2 separate regions of the Homo sapiens genome follow, and region 1 is linked to region 2. Evidence: chromatin loops called from intact Hi-C (ENCODE). Cell type or tissue: CD4-positive, alpha-beta T cell. All regions are shown on one strand. Each heading gives the region's core, and the rest is flanking DNA. Links, peaks and the distances in the headings are about the cores only.

The links. Peaks named below come from ENCODE experiments on the same cell type or tissue, not always from the same donor. Only the 100,000 strongest peaks of a DNase experiment are listed, where the experiment ranks them.
Region 1: it touches region 2 in a loop (6-fold over the local background); 5 of 110 quality-filtered maps call a loop at or near these places.

What each region holds. Positions count from the first base shown.
Region 1 is chr2:204,962,966-204,971,313 of GRCh38, reverse strand. It overlaps PARD3B (par-3 family cell polarity regulator beta), which reads right to left. Exons shown (of 23, transcript NM_001302769.2): 3 at 5,991-6,162. Among named protein-coding and RNA genes, the nearest start is that of PARD3B, 420 kb to the right of the region's middle. In CD4-positive, alpha-beta T cell, for the core only: no CTCF peak of the experiment used is centred there; a DNase peak (open chromatin) is centred at 3,513; H3K27ac peaks cover 3,947 bases.
Region 2 is chr2:205,073,261-205,081,608 of GRCh38, reverse strand. The region is part of intron 4 of PARD3B (par-3 family cell polarity regulator beta); the gene reads right to left. Among named protein-coding and RNA genes, the nearest start is that of PARD3B, 530 kb to the right of the region's middle. In CD4-positive, alpha-beta T cell, for the core only: no CTCF peak of the experiment used is centred there; a DNase peak (open chromatin) is centred at 4,268; H3K4me3 peaks cover 893 bases; H3K27ac peaks cover 3,530 bases.

The DNA of each region.
Region 1 (8,348 bases), core at 216-8,215, 110 kb after region 2:
TGTGTTTGTCTAGGATCAGATGCCAATACTTAAACTCACATTATGGGCACAGCAGCTACTTACACACAGCAGCCTAATTAAAGGAATAAACTTCCCCTTTCTTTACGTTTTCCTGAAGATCAGCGCCATAAAGGGATTTGGTTTGCTTAAAAATTGAGAAAAATGTTCCCATATGTTTCCTTTATGCAGTAAATTAGTCAAAATCAGATAGAAAATGGTCACAATTTTCAACAGGAATCTATAGCTACACAGTATTTGCTGAACACCACTGCAAAGAAAGAGAACTCAGTGTTTTGAAAATAATGATATTATAACAAACACATAATCATAATTTCCATTTCGGTTTTGAAGAATCACAAACACACATGGAAACAATAAAGCATCTGAGGCACCTTTCAGCTTTCAAGTCTCAAAAACAAGAATCACTTTCAAATAGAAAGTAGCTCATCTTCAAAGTTTAACACACAAGAGGAGAATAAAGCTAATACCACTTCAACTCCAAACTTAGATTACTTTATATCAAGGTAATCTAGATCACAAGCATGGTAACAGCCAAGTTTAAAGTACTTTTTATCCTGAAAAACTATTTAAATTACATTGCTAAAATAATTTAACTAAATAAATATTTTCCCATGAAAGCTTGAACCCAAATTAGCAAATTTCAATCAAGAAGTACTGAAAAAAATTATCAAAAGGTACAAAATAAAAAACTACTAATTAATTGGGGCCATAGCAGGGAAATTGGCAGAGGCATGGAGTTGGATTCAAACTCAGCTTGGTATTAATAAAACACTCAAGGAACCATCATGGCCCATTGGAGAAAGGACAGCTTATTTTATAGATGAGGAAACTGTGGCCCAGGGAGATATGGTGGTGACACATCAGGGAGTGACCTGGATAGCCTTGGTTTTCAATTTTTACTTTGCTAGAATGTGTCCCAAATTTGTCCTGATTTATTTTTTGTTTGGAAAAAGTTGGTTCTGATAGAGATAGGTTAAATGACTTATCCTGATCACACAGCTAGATCAAATACTGCAGGGTCTAGAACTAGCTCCATATCACTGACTCTCAAGGGACAAAGATTGGGTTGGGCCAACCTTGATCTATGGCCACAAAAAGCCTCTTATGGAACAGTAGGTGGTCAGGTACTAATCATGAAGGCAGTGTAGGGACTAGTCAGGGGAAGGACCGGGAGACTCCCACCCTCCTAAACTTCAAAATAATTTTCCTCACTAATTTGTCTTTTTTACAGATGGCCCTATATGTACATACTTAAAAAATCAGAAAGTCTATTAAAATATCCACGTTATTAAAAAAAACCCCACATCTATGGATCCCATTAGTATATTGGTTTTAGTGGAACTTTCCTACACATACAAACACACACACACACACACGGGATGAGAAGATAAGAAGACAGAAGCAAACTCATTTCTGAAATGTATAGGATTTAAAAGACATTTTCTCCACCTCCATTTCCTGGTCTTGTTCTCTCAGTAGCTTTTGATTTATACCTATTCATAGTATCTATTTATTAATTTACACTCTACTCAATTCCAAAAGGATGTGAGGTGCTATCACATATAGTACCTAAAATATATGGATAATTGAAATCTACAATTAATTTTTAAAAAGTCATGCAACTGAACAAGCACTGTTCTAGAAGCCAAGAAATGTGGGTTCCAGTTCTAGTTCCTTATTCAACATCAGAGTACACATTGAATTTTAACTTTTATTTGCTCATTTGTAAAATAATATCGATTACCTACACAATTGCTAATTATAAAATTCTGTGGAACTGCATATTTCTAGGTCAGCATTTCACAAACGTTTTTCTGAGGCATGCATACATCTTTTGAGTGGAGGTGAGGTTTTGGGGTAGATAAGCATTGGGATTCTGTTTATTGGCTACTTTCTAGACTTCTTCACCCTTTCTTCCACACTAGCATAACCAATCCTATTTGTCCAAAGATGGAGAATGAACAAATTTAAATAGCATCTAGAACTTAAGCGCTCAATAAATGTTATTTATTAACTAGAATCAAGCATCCATTGAAACCCTAATACATGCTCAGAAGAACCATGGGGTTTCACAGAGAAGACTTGGAAAATTCTCGAACTATAAATTTTTAAGTCCAAATAGATCATGTGAATATGATTCTTTCCAATTTCGCCTGGGATTTTGGTTACCACATCTCATCATTTAAATGAACTCTCAGGCCAGCAATCTCTGTACTATATGGTAACATGCTTTGGCTGATTTCAGAGCCACAGAATCTTAAAGTGTGAAAGTGATTTGCTACTTAGGGCTGAATCCCCAGGGTTCAGTCATTCAGCATTACATTAGAAAATCCATTAGAAAATAAATGATAGGAAATAATTTAGATGAATGAGGTTGGAATTATGTGGTTGCCCACTTGATTTAAAACTCATCTTACGAATTAAAAATATATACCCCATCAGCTTATAGGGCATGAGACTATGAACCCCTTTATGTCAGTAGATTTCTGCTGTTCGTCTTTGTAACCCTTGATTGTTAGATGAAGAATTAAGAAATAATACTTACTGTAAGCCTACTGTACTGTTTTAAAGATTTGGACAAGGCTTCATGAAGAAGGTCATATTTGAGCTTGAACTTAAAAGGTGCATATGAGTTCACTATACAGTAAAGAGACAAAGGAATGAGCCAGCTAAAGAGAACAGTATCTGCAAAGGCACAGAGGTTTGAAGGTGGTAAATTTGGAATGGCAAGTGGTTCACAGTGGCTGCAAGTTAAGGTGACTGTGAAAGACTGGCCAGCAATAAAGGTGGGCAGAGAGGAAGCAGCTAGATCATGAAGGGCCTGGGAATATGAATATGCATGCATAAGTATTACATCCTGGAAGATAAAGAAAGAATGGGAGGAGTCAACCTCTGTATGCATTACATGGAGAAGGTGGTTGTTGGTTTTTAACAGAATATTGTTGATGGTTATCTTGTGTTGGAAAAAGAAATATAAAAATTATACTGAACACTGAGTATATTTTGATATCAGATTCCAGAAAAACATAAATTTTGGGTGCTCAATGTGATGTAATCACAAAAATCTCTTGATTCCTAATATTTGTTGAATTGTGTCTGCTTAATTAAGAAAAGCAATGTAAGCCAATGAAGATTAAATTTGCTATTTTCTTAAGAAAGTGGCCTTAAGAGTGAGAAAACCAGTAAAAAATTAAGCCCTATTTCTCTTGTACCAGGTTGGGTGAATGAGCTGTGAAAAGTACAACCAGTTCCAATGGCTACACTAGCTGACTGGGGAAGGGAGATGAAGGGCCTGGGTTCAATGGCTGACATTTCATGAGCACCCTGTTAGGAGGAACTGCTGGGGCACAGGTGCTGCAAAACTCCTCTCACCGCCCCTCCCATTCTTCACCTAAGCAGGCTTTCAGGGTGGACCAGACAGGACAGCCAGGTCACACTCCCAGAAGTGCCATCAATACTGCCTCTACTGCCAACCACATCTCTCCATCTGGAGGTGCACAGCCTATGGCCACATCCTGCCCCGGAGCCAACAACAGGAAAACAGAATGGGTGGAGACCAAAGCTGGCTGTGTTGCTTCCTTCTTTAACTTCGCTATCTGAAAAACCTGACAAATATGTTTTTTCTTTGCTTTTTAAGTTCCAGAAATGCAAAGTACTCAAACTGCTAGAACCATGAAAGTGGGTAAGGGATGATTTTTTTACGTCATTCATCCTTGCCCAAATTTCTCCTGCTGATTCAGAGGAACCATCTGCATCAGCTTGCTAACGAGTTTAGATATGGTTCTCAGGGTGATGGGAAGCCAGTGAAGGTCGTTAAGCAGGGGAGTTATATTACATAATCAGATTTGTGATTTAGAAAGGCAGCTCTGGCAACAGTAGGGACTGGAGAAAGCACACAGTGTAAAGAAAGAGGTCAGTCTGAGGCCTCTGCAATAGTCTAATTGATGGCAAAGCTCTGGCCTGCTGTGGTGGCTGTGGACAAGGAAGCTGAATAGCTGACAGAGTGGGGGAGGTAGAAGGAAACGGTGGAACTGGAGGTGATGCCAAGGTTTCAGGCCAAATGGTTGGAAGGGAATGTTTCCCACCTAACAGTGAGCTAGTCTCATCATTTAATCTGGTACTAAGTGAAATGAGATTGTAGACCAAGGAGTTTAGTATTTTCAGGGTTTTGGCATATATTCTCAAAGTAAACCCCAAGACAGTTATATTAGTTGGTTGTTTTAGGAATTGCATGTCAGAGGCAGCACAGCAAAATGGTTTCTCACACCACAGCCAGCAACAGTTCAAATTCTGGCTCTGCCACCTAATAGCTATGGGATTTCTGCTGAGTTACTAAACTTCTCTGTACCTATTCCTCAACTCTTAAACGATAAAAATAATAAAAGCCGACTAATTAAGTATGACGAGGCTTAAATAAATGAGTTATTATGAGTAAGGGATTTAGATGGTGTGTACTCATGTAATAAATATTGTTTTCTCTGACTTATCAAAAATCATATGGAAGAAGTAGACAGTCCACACTTTCAAAGAAGGGGAATCTCGGCTGACTTTTTTTTCTTGCATTCGATATTATGTTGTTTCAATATTCCAACAAAAAAGCTGAAGAAAACAATCTTTTTTCCCTGACAAAGCTCATAAGAGAGAGGTGAAAACAAATTCTCCGGCACAGAAGTACTCTGAGGTTCGGCCATTTGAAGACCACAGTGCTTGCTTATAAATAGAATATTAAAATAAGCAAGAGCAATTTTCTCCTTTCGTCTTCCCTTATTGCCTAATTTTCCTCTCATACCATTTGCATAATGGATAAAAAGGCATCCATTATGCAAATGAATGATGGGGCTGTAAGGTTGCTGAAGCCACAAGGCTGGCTCCAGATGAAGAGAAGCTGCCACAAAGCCCTCCAGCAGCCACGTTCCAGCAGACTGCTTCACTAGCTCGGTTCCAAAAGATACAGGAAAACCCACTTAGACCATAGGTCATTAATTTCCATTTGGTTTATTTTAAAAGGGGCACTACAGATGCTTTTCCAAAAATCAGTACAAAATATGGATTGTCAGCATTAGAGTATGTAAATTTAACTTTACAGTATATATTTTATTTCAAATGGGAAAATGAGTACTATGTACGATTCTAACCATTTTAAGCATATGTTTTGCTTTAAAAAGAATAAGAAGCTGACCTTTGCAAAGTGGAATAAGCCTCTGTTCTTCTAGCTTGAGAATTCCCTCATAACAGGTGCTCTAAGTAGTCTCAAAATGTTGCACAAACATTCCACAGGCATAAAAAGTTGTTTGAAATACCAAGATATTAGTGGATTTTCAAAAACTTCATGCAGTTAAATTGAGCTAAATTTATCTTTAGGAGGTATCACCAAAACAGACATGTTATTTCTCTTGGAGTTGTAAACTGATTGAAACTTTAGAATAATATTTACTTTCTCATTCTACAAATATAATGAAAAATATTTCTAAGCAAAATTACTGGATGAATTGTCTTGTCTGAATAAATCATCAGAAAAGAATTTCAAAACTAACTTCAAAACATTTCCCCCAGATTCTGAGATTATAGTTTGGGCAGAAAAAGACTGAGGCTAAGAAAATAAAGTGACCTTTATTTCTAGCATGGATTCTTTGATAAACCTTGGCTTTTCCCAAATGAGTTTTTTTCAGGAATTTTTTAAAAAGTTATACTCATATGATACAGGCAAACTTCATCATTTAGCATCTGACTCCCCCGTGTTACTTCGAGGGCATACAATTCTGCTTCACCTTCAGTTCAAGAAAAAGCTGCATCCACTTACCCAAGCAGCAGTGGCTGCAAAGAGCTATGTAAAAAAATAATTTAAAGAAAAGATAAACCACGATATAAAATATTAACAGGATGAAAGTCACAAAGAAGAAACAATGCCTAATCAACAAGATGACGGATCTTCAGTCAGGTGAAAAGAATATCATAAACATTACACATACCTAGTTTTAGAGCAGAAGGGGTTACTTCAATCTCCCCACCAATTGGCTTAAATGCGGCCAGTTGGGCGGCCACTTCTGTCTCAAAAGCATCTGGGCTCTGCCGATCTGCAGGGTTTCCACTGGGGCTCTCAATCTTGTGGAGTGGTTCTTGTTCTTCAAACACAGCAATCAGCTACAAACAAATCCAACAACACTAATTACTTTGTAGGACATGCATACCACACGGACACTATCTAGCTGAACGTGATCTTTATTTGGTTGCAAAGAAAATCGCCTCATCAAACTTAAAATGTTAATGTTACTATACCACAACTCTTAATTTTTCAATAATATTATGTCTATAAGCACCATGGTCAAGAAATAATAAATACTGGTTTATTCATTTGTTTATTTTGTCTATTACTGAAAAATAGAACCAATTTTGGCCCACTCTCTTAAAGGAATGAAATGGCTGCTTCCCCTTCCCACTACCCCACCTTCCCTAAAATGCCTAAAATGACTTCATTAACTCTTTATTAAAGAGTGCTTCCAAAAATGAAAGTTGAATATGCATTGAATAATAGACTTAAATAGTATAGGGAGGTTATTCCAGTCTCGGAGACCTAAAACACATTACAAGATGCCTAATTGTATCTGTCCCTGTAGATACACTCTACATACATATATACATACATACATTGTGTGAATACTTATATACAATTTGTGCTGATCTTGCATAAATAGGTATCCCATTTTTGTACATGCCTTTAATTTTGTTCTTTTCCTTCATGACTGACTCTGTGTTGACTGGTTTAAGTCCAATGGAATGCTAAGTCCAATAAGACTCGACATCCTTACTTTTAATCTAATTATATGTCAATCTTATTTTACGTGAGAACTATGCTTTTTACTGTTAATATAAAAACTCTAAATTGTTCATTTCCAAGTCATTTTTTCCTTAAAATAAGGGCAAGGTATCTTTAAAAATTCAAGTAATCACACAGACACTACTGTATAGACAGTGACGACGGCTCTGCTGAAACTGCACTTTTGGCCAACAGACAGCACCAACATTCAGAAACTTCAAGGGTTTCTCATCAGCTGATGTAGAAAAGTCCAAATGTGAGTAAATGAGGCAGCTACAGGATGCTACTGTCATTCCAAAAAGTGCAATGTGTGTAAATGTGAAAACCAGCAGTACATCTTTAGATATTTTCTATTCATTAAGTAAAACAAACCTACTTATGATTCAAGCATTTATTCAGGAAAGACACTCAGAGCCCCAGTCATAGGGGAACCCTGTTGGCAATATTATTAATAACAGAAATGCAGGGTTAACCAATCAAAACATCATAAATTTCAAGTTCGATCTTTCAAAAGAAATGAATACAATTAAGGATATGCAAATTCGCCATTCAAAAATAATTTTCATAACTGACTACTCATTTCCAGTATGGAGACTTCTTTAATTGGAAAATCCAACAATCCTCTTGCCACAGAAAAGAAATGCTACTCCCAAGGCATTATTTTTAATTCTTGAAATTGAGCACATGCATTTTCTATTTGTAACTGGTAGCACTGATGAACTTATTGGAGATAAGACTTAAATATATTAATAATAATGAAAGATTATTCTAGTATAAAAAAATCAGTAGAACGATATCTTTCTCATCATCCAGCCAGAATGAGTTTAACACTTTAAATCTTGAAAAGGAAAATGAAATCAACTTTTTAATGTGGTGGATGTGTGATTTTCATCACTATTTCTGTTATATAATAACTTCAATTTTGTGTATTCATTAATTCTAACATATATTAGTAATGTTCATTTTAACATTTAACATACCAATCAACTAGGCAATGGCATATTATATTGGTACTATGAACAGTTTAGTGTAAGCTAAGTTATATCTTACTCTTCTTTCATATGATATCCTTAACTCAGTATAACCCATGTGCCTTAAATACTGGAAAAACGAGAAAAAATAGAACATCAACTAGAAGTATAATACAAAAGCTTAAAAGTGATAACTCGTAAGATAAATATTTTTTCTTAAGATACTTTGCTGTTTTCCATACATTTTATCCACATAAGAATACAGTGTATGCAGTAAGAATATTATACCTATTTATCAAATGGTAGAACAGAGTAGCTCCGAAGTTTTGTTTCCCAAGGTCACTGACTAAATGGTAGCTGGTAGTGGAATCTAGTCTTTTTAATTTTCAATCCAGAGAAAGTATTTTCCTATACTGTAGCTGTTTTCCAAAAAGAAAGCTGTAAAAAGAGAGGCTACAATGAAGACTGTCTACTGTCTGTAATTTGTCCATTAGCGTGTTATACCCTAAAGAATGTGAATTCCACTTTTTGGAGACACAGGC
Region 2 (8,348 bases), core at 183-8,182:
GATTAAAAACTCTCAGCCTATTAGGAACAGAAGGAACCTTCTTCAACCTAACATAGGGAATCTATTAAAAAACTTAGAACTAATATCATATTTAATGGCAAAAATCTAAACATGTTCTACAAATATTGAGAAGATCGTCACCATTTCTATTTAGCAGTACAATATAGGTCTTAGCATCATAGCAAAAAAGGACAATGGCATAGACTAGAAAGTAATAAGTAAATCTATATTTTCTCCATAAAAAATAAATGGTGCTGAGTGAACTATGTATAAATATATTTTTAAAACACAAATGTAACTCTAGATTATGCCACAGAAAAAAATAAATTTCAGGTAGATTACAGATTTTAAAATAAATGACAAAAATAATAATACAACTTCATAAAAATAGGAAAGAATATGCTTATGATTTGGGAATAGGGAAAGATATATTAACAGAATATAAAAGCACCATCCATAAAGGAAAAGATTGATAGATTGAACTAGCTTAAAATAACTATTCACCCAGGTTACCAAATAGAGAGTGAAAAGAGCAAGACACAAGCAGATACCCACAACCCATGTTTTTGATAAAAGGGTTGTAACAGAGAATATATAAAGAAAATCTACACAGTGATGAGAGAGAGGAGGGAGATGGATGAAATCCAATACAATTATGGGCAAGAGACCTATCTATATAAGTCTTCATAAAATAAACATGGCCAACAAACATATGAAGAGGTGCTCAACCTCCTTAATCCTCAAGGAAACGAAAATTAAACCTAATTTTATACCATAAAATACCCATCAGAATAGCTAAAATGAAAAAGGCAAACAGTACCAATTATTGATGAGGATATGGAATTCCTACTGTCTCATACTGCTGGTGTGAGTATAATTTAGTATAGCTATTTGAAAACTGGTATTATACACACAGCCTTTAACTCACAGTGTACAGACTTAGCAACACATGTACATTTGTGCACCAAAGACAGTGCAAGATGCTCATAGAAGCATTATTAATAATCCCAAAGTGGATAATTCAAATATTCATCAAGAGTAGAATAAAACAGATTTTTAGATAAAAGTAACAATGGATTTATAAAAACATAGCGATGAATCAAGGAAAAGTTAATATAAGGAAGAGTATTCTTATTTTTTCCCTTTTCATATCAAGGAGTAAGAAATATTGGCCAGGGTGGGTAAATCAAGAAATAGATGTTTAAGTATATTATTTAAAGCTATAAAGGCAACAATTAATCTGAAGATAACCATTAAAGTGAAAATTATACATAACCGGAAGCAGAGCAGGAGAAAGGGAGATAGGAGGTAACCTAAATGTAAGAAATTACTCATTTACAATAGCAGGTAAACAAGAGTAGATATTCTGTAAAGTTGACAAATCAAGAAAAAGGGGAATACGTGTAAAATTTAATTTTAAGTTTTATCATAGCCACCTTAAAAATGTAAAAACAGCAACTGTGATCAGGGGTTGCCTGTGGGACTGAAACAAAATAGGAGCCAGGGAGGCTGAGTTTTCATTTTACTTTTTTATGATTTGAGTTTTGAGCATGTGGATATATTAATTCTATAATAAAAATACTAGTTTAAATGTACACAGATAAAAGGCTCTCAGCAAGAACCTGAAAAGTTCTAATTCTATACCATAGCTCACCAACTTGAACTTACTGGAAAATGGTTGATTTCTGGGTAGTAAAGTATGAGTACAGAAAATCTCTTAGAATCTTTAAATAAATATAAACTATATGGTATCTGCCTGTGATTTTATAATTCATGGAGAATTAAACTCTTAAGCACATTAATTTTTACGTTAGCATAATCTTATTAAATGTTTTTTGGTTAAGATATAAATTTATGGTTTATATTATCAGCACACATTATTTATGTATACTTAGAATAATATATTACTAATTTCTAAAACTTATTCTCAGGAGGTGCTATAATCTCCCTCAAGATTTGTGTGCCCTCCAAAATTCATGTTGAAACTGAATCCCCAATGCAACAGTATTAAGAAGTGTGGCCTTTGGGAGGTGATCAGGTCTTGAGTGATCTGCCCTCATGAATGGCTTAATGCCTTATAAAAGGGCTGGAGGGAATTGGCGAAGCCTTTTTTGTCCCTTTTGCTCTTTTTGCCCTTCTGCCTTCTGTCATGTAAGGATACAGCAACAGGGTGCCATACTGAAAACAGAGAGAATCCCTTACCAGACACCAAATCTGCTGGTGCCTTATCTTAGACTTCCTGCCTCTAGCAATGTGAGAAACGAATTTCTGTTCTTTATAAATTACCTAGTCTCGGGTATTTTGCTATGTATAGCAGCACAAACAGACTAAGACACAAGGTAATAATAACATTGGATTAGCTTTTTGAGATAAAGTAATTTATTTAAATCATGGTTATCTTTTAAAACACATCATGTAAGAACAGATCTATGCAATGTATTGAACCTACTTGTTCTGGTCGTTATTGCTGCATAGCAAATCATCAGGCAACTCAGTGGTATAAAGCAATATGTATTCTGGTTTACATATTCACATCTCATAGAGTTTGTGGGTCAGGGATTCAGGAAAGGCTAAGCTGGGCAGCCCTCGCTTGGGGTCTCTCACAAGGCTGCAGTCAGATGTAGAGTCGGCTGCTGCCAAGGCTCCACAGGTCTGGGCATCCATGACGGCTCACTTACGTGGCTGGCCATTGATGCGAGCTGGAAGCTGGGAGATCTGCCATGGCTGCCAACTAGATTGCCTACACATGGCCTTTCTAGCAAAGTGGACTCAGAGAAATGGACTTTCTTACATGGCATCTGGCTTGTCCCAGAGCAAATGCCCAAGGGAATCAGATGGAAGCCACAGGTATAGCCTTTTCTGAACTAGTCTCAGAAGTCACACAATGTCTGCTGCACGCTATGATTTTCAATTAAGTCACTGGGCCAGTCCAGATTCAAGAAGAGAGGACATTAGACCTCAGCTCTTCACTGAAACAGTGTCAAATATTTTATTAACATGTTTGACAATCTCCACACTTACCCTATGGATTAAAAAAATTACATGAATTTAAGCAAAATACTACAAGTTTAAATTAATGAAGTCACATTTACTTTAAATTTCTATCTTGATAGAATACTTATGTGAACCCTAATGGATTAAGTAGCATTCATTAAGAGACAGAATTACTCAGGAAAAAAAGTGGGTCTTTGGTCTATCTTTAGAAAAGAAATACTCTCACCTGAAAACATAAAAGGAAAACCATACAATTAATAAAAATTATGAAGAATGATGCTGCGATAGCCATTGAGTGAACCTACAATACTAAATTGCTCTGTCACATCTAATAAAAGGAACAAAGCTAAATTATAAATACCCATTCAGAGTTTTGAATGCCTTAACTTGCTAACTAAAATTCTCAAGGCTCCTAATTAGCTCAGGTTAAACATTTAACCACACAAAAGCACCTTTTCATAAATAAACTATATCTCACTCTTAATTACATAAATCACCTTTTTGGAAAGCCATGCATGTTATACAGACATAAACTGACTCTCTGGGATTAAAATCACAATGAAGTCATTCTTAATTATTAAGTCAAAAACCAAAGGGCAGCATTTTAATAATTAGGTAAGTTTAATTTGTGACAAATGCAAATAACTACTTTCCATTAAAAGAGACATTGAAATGATTATGTGTTCTATTCCTTTATAAACTTCCCCACCTCAACACAAAAATTCCTATGGCCAACTCTCTTTTGTTGTTTAAATAGGAAAGTAAGGAGCTATGAAGTGATTAGTAGCAACACAGGTATTCAACTGAACAGTCTCTTTTAAATAAGTGCTATTTCTTAATGCTCATGTGTTCTATAATCAAAAAAATCCCCAAGGATATATATATATATCCCAGACGTCCCTATTCTGTTATCTCTCAGGCATCTCTCTCACCTATTCTCTAAGAAATCATTGCATAGGTTTAAATTTCCTTGGAATCATATAATATTTCATTAAAAATAAGATTTGGAGGGGTACAGAAGGCTCTGCATTTTTGGCTTCTTCAAGTAACAGAGATCACTCTCAGAACTACAGAATGCATGAACTTCACGGCTTTCTCTAAAATCAAGCACGCATGCATCAAGAGAAACTGCCAGGCAAATACTGAGAGTGTTCTGCAAAAGGGTATGACTGAATTGTTACTTATCTTTTATTCTAGACCCAAGTTCTTAAAAACAGAAAAGAAACAGAAAATTCGCCTTGAGCCATGAAACTTGAGAACTCAAAGGGAAGTTTTCTGACACTCTCAACTGATGAATAAAACTGATAAAAGCAAAACAAAACCAAGCAAAGTTCTGTAATTTGTTCAAGGCTCTAAAGGAAGCCAAGTCCCTGATCTTTCAGGCCTTTTCAAGTACCTGTGGCTTTTGACATTTCTTAGAAATGACAATACTCCTCCCTCCCTCCCTCTCTACTCACCTGACAATCTAAATCTTGAGAGAGATATATATATTTGTTTATATCTATATATAGACAAAGATAATGAAGCAAACGATGTGTGATTGGTGGACCGGATTCAGGGGCAACTTTGTTGCTATTAATGAGTTGTGACGCAGTGAGTATTTCTCACAATGTCTTCTATGGGATGTTAGTGGATGGTGCTTCCAAAATGATCCTGCAGTCAAATAAATTTAGGAAATAGTAGTTTACTCAGAATATTTAATTTGCTATATTGTGAACTCATGGAGGGAATATAGTATGTAGCATTTCCAGATCTTAATGAAACACAGATTATCTAGAGCAGTGGTCCCCAATCTTTTTGGCACCAGGGACCAGTTTCATGGAAGGGGGTGGGGGAAATGGGGTAATGGTTTTGGGATGAAATGGTTCCACCTCTGATCATCAGGCATTAGTTAGATTCTCGTAAGGAGCGTACAACCTAGATCCACAGTTCACAATAGGATCCACACTTCCATGAGAACCTAATGCTGCCACTGATGTGACAGGAGCCTGAGCGCAGGCAGTGCTTTCTTGCCTACTGCTTACCTCCTGCTGTGCAGCCTGGCTCCTAACAGGCCATGGACCAGTACTAGTCCATGGCTGGGGGCTGATGATCCCCAATCTAGAGAGCTAGAAATCTGTGGAACAAACTTTGAGAAGCCCTAAACTATATACATTGAACCTGAAGTATGTTAACATTTAAGATAACATTTATTGAAATGATATGGAACTCAATCTGCAGTCTCCTCAGATGTGATGCTAAATGTGGAAAGGGTAATTAGCATAACAAGAGACAAGTTATTATCCAGAAGTTTTAGACATCCTTGAAGTCACCAGCCAGATTAATGGGATTGTTTGAAGCATTGGTGACCAATACTTTTGACTGACTTTAGTTATTTTCTTAGCTGCATCAATCTAGTTATATAAGAATTACCCAGTTGAGACTATAGTTAACCAGACAGCTTTAAACCTGCACTGTGAATCTAAACCTGCACTTCAGAACTTTACAAAGCAATTACAAACAGAACCACTCTGCATCATGAAGTTAGGTAAAACTGAAAGTTTAAAGAAAAGAAAGTTCTCATAAGACACAGGATACTGCACGAATTTAATTACTATGATGTTCACTGTTAATTATAAAATAGTTGTAATTTATCATATAAAATATATAATTTCATAGCTTTAAATAATTACAAGCAGTGGTTCATTTTTGTTGTGGGATATTGTACTAATATTTATTTTTGATGAATATTAGTTTTATCAGTTTGAACATTACCATCATGTTTAAAATTTGATTCCTACTTTGAATGGTACAATACAAAGCAAAAGTATGTGTTTATGAAAAAAGTTTAACCATAGAGATCAAGGAAAATGTTATTTTTGGAGTGTCTTGTATATTTTCATGATTGTATCAGAAAAAATGTCTATCAAAAATTCTTTTTTTTTTTTTTTTGTTAGAATGGCAAAAATTCTTATAAAGGTAAGGCAGCTATGGTCAACATCTTTTAAACTATTTCTTATGAAGAAATAAGAAGTATAGAAATAATTTTGCAACCTAAAAAAGAGGTAAAATTTCTTGTCTTCTTGAAGACAAGTTGAATTTTAAACTCCCATAGGCATATATATATTTCTTAATATATGATCTTGGATTTTCCTTTTCTTTTTTGAGGGTGGATTAAAATGTTATTGAGCTAAGTTGTACTTTCTATATATTAATTGTAAACATAATTTTCATACGGGAGAATTTAATCATTGTATGCAATAATTCCTATCTTCACCATGAGCAATGAAAAGAAATCTACAAATAAGTAACCAAAGTTTACTAGTACAAAACTTCTAAATTTAAGGAAGAAAACATTATAAGATAAAAATGCATTGTCTAACTTTCGGGAAGCTCTCAAACATTCCTTCACTGTGAAATCTGATGTGAAATACCTATAGGTCTGGAAGGGATGGTCTCATTACAATACATTATGTACAATCCTCCATTTAAAGCCATTTCAAATTGTAAGTAGTAATGTTTTTAAAAGGTCATCCTATATGGTTCTCTTTATTCCAGTAATAATGAAAACATTATTTATTAATGAGTTTGATTTATAAAATTGTACCCATTGCAATTTTTGCCTCTGGGCACTACAACAAACTTAAAAATATTCAGTGAGCTACAGAACACTTAACAATTATAATTTGGAAACAATACACCAACAATGCAATTTAAACTGATATTGGATCATTTAATTATATTTTGATGTAGAATAACATTTGTCTAAATGACCTAGGAAAATATGGAGTCTTGGAAGATTGTTATTATTAAGGATTAAATTGGAAAGCTGGCAGCTTGTTTTTTGTTTTCTTTTGAGCGCCTGTGAAATAGAAGGGGAATCTGGGTCATTGGGTGCTGCCATTTACAGACTAAAGAAAAGCCACACTCTCAACATTTGTAAATTTTGCGATGCACAATGATCGAGAACATTGTACTATGCCACAGCTGCTTCCAAGTTTTAATAAACCTCTTTGATACATCAGACAGCCATGATTACTAAGAGCTCACCTGATCACAGCATTTTCACTAAGAATGACATAGAGGGCAGAGCAACTAAGTCAGTAGTACCATTTTCTATGAAGATAAGTTGTTGTTCATTCTGAATGCAACAGGCAATAGATGACATACGATAGTTTTTCTGAAGTCGTTCCATAAACTACTATTAAGTTCTCCTTTCAAACCCATCAAGGTAGAATTAGATGATTCCTTTACCAATTAGCAACTTTTAAAAGTTCAAATGAGTGGAAAATCATTGATATATGCAAATATATTACATAAGATATATAATTCTTAGCATAAAAGTTAATGAGACAATAGTCTTTTCAAAAGTTTTTTGTAATTAATGTCTTTGTTTTTATTCAAATAGACAATTTGAAGATTAGCAAAATTATTTCAGAAAGTGCTATATGAATCAAGCATTTTGACACAAATATTCTCAATACAATCTGAACTTATAAATGAGAAGCTCTAGGAATGAATGGATCCAACTAGAAAAAGATACATTTAAATAAAAGAAGCAATGGATATTTAAAATAAGCTTTTAAAATGTCCACTAAGATTAGTCATACAACAGCCTTACCATTTGTCTAATGGGACTGAAGTGCATTTTGTAGAGATCCTGTTAATAAGATAAAGAGGAATATGTGTGGGCTAGGTTGTTCACATGTATGTATATCACAAGAATCAGCCCTACAGCTTCAATTTGTTGTTTATAAGCAGTGAAACTACAAAACACTGGGGATCATTGTTTATATTCCTTATTTGGAAATGTTTCAGGTTTTATATTCAACACATCTTTCCAATAATAGCTACAGATGTCATACATGTGCCTAGGGCTTTTTAATGGTTTCCTGTTCTAACGCCTGGTGTGAATTGAACAAAATATGGACAATCCTTGCCCTTTTAGGGAAAGGGGGAAAAAAGCAACAAAGAAACATAATCAGGTCTAAAAACAAGTTTATCCTACTTTGTACAAAGAAAACAGAAAGAGTCTGGGGAAGATAAACTAATTTCTACCAGTTTCTGCCTACCACATATACACTAACTCAATTTAGATTGATTTGATAATGTCTACAGACTTACTTTCAAGGTTACTATATACATTTGGACTTTTTTTCCCGAAAAAATAGCATGAGATGAAATGTTGTCTAGTTCCATTTAATTTTATTTCAGTTTTATCTTGGTTTCTTACTTCAAAGCAAATAAGACAAGTTTTTCGACATCTTTTCAAAATTTACCACAGCAGGACACCACCAGAACCAATCTTCTTTATATAGAATAACACAACTTTAAGCAAAGGGATGGTGATTTTTAAAACACACCCTGATTTACAG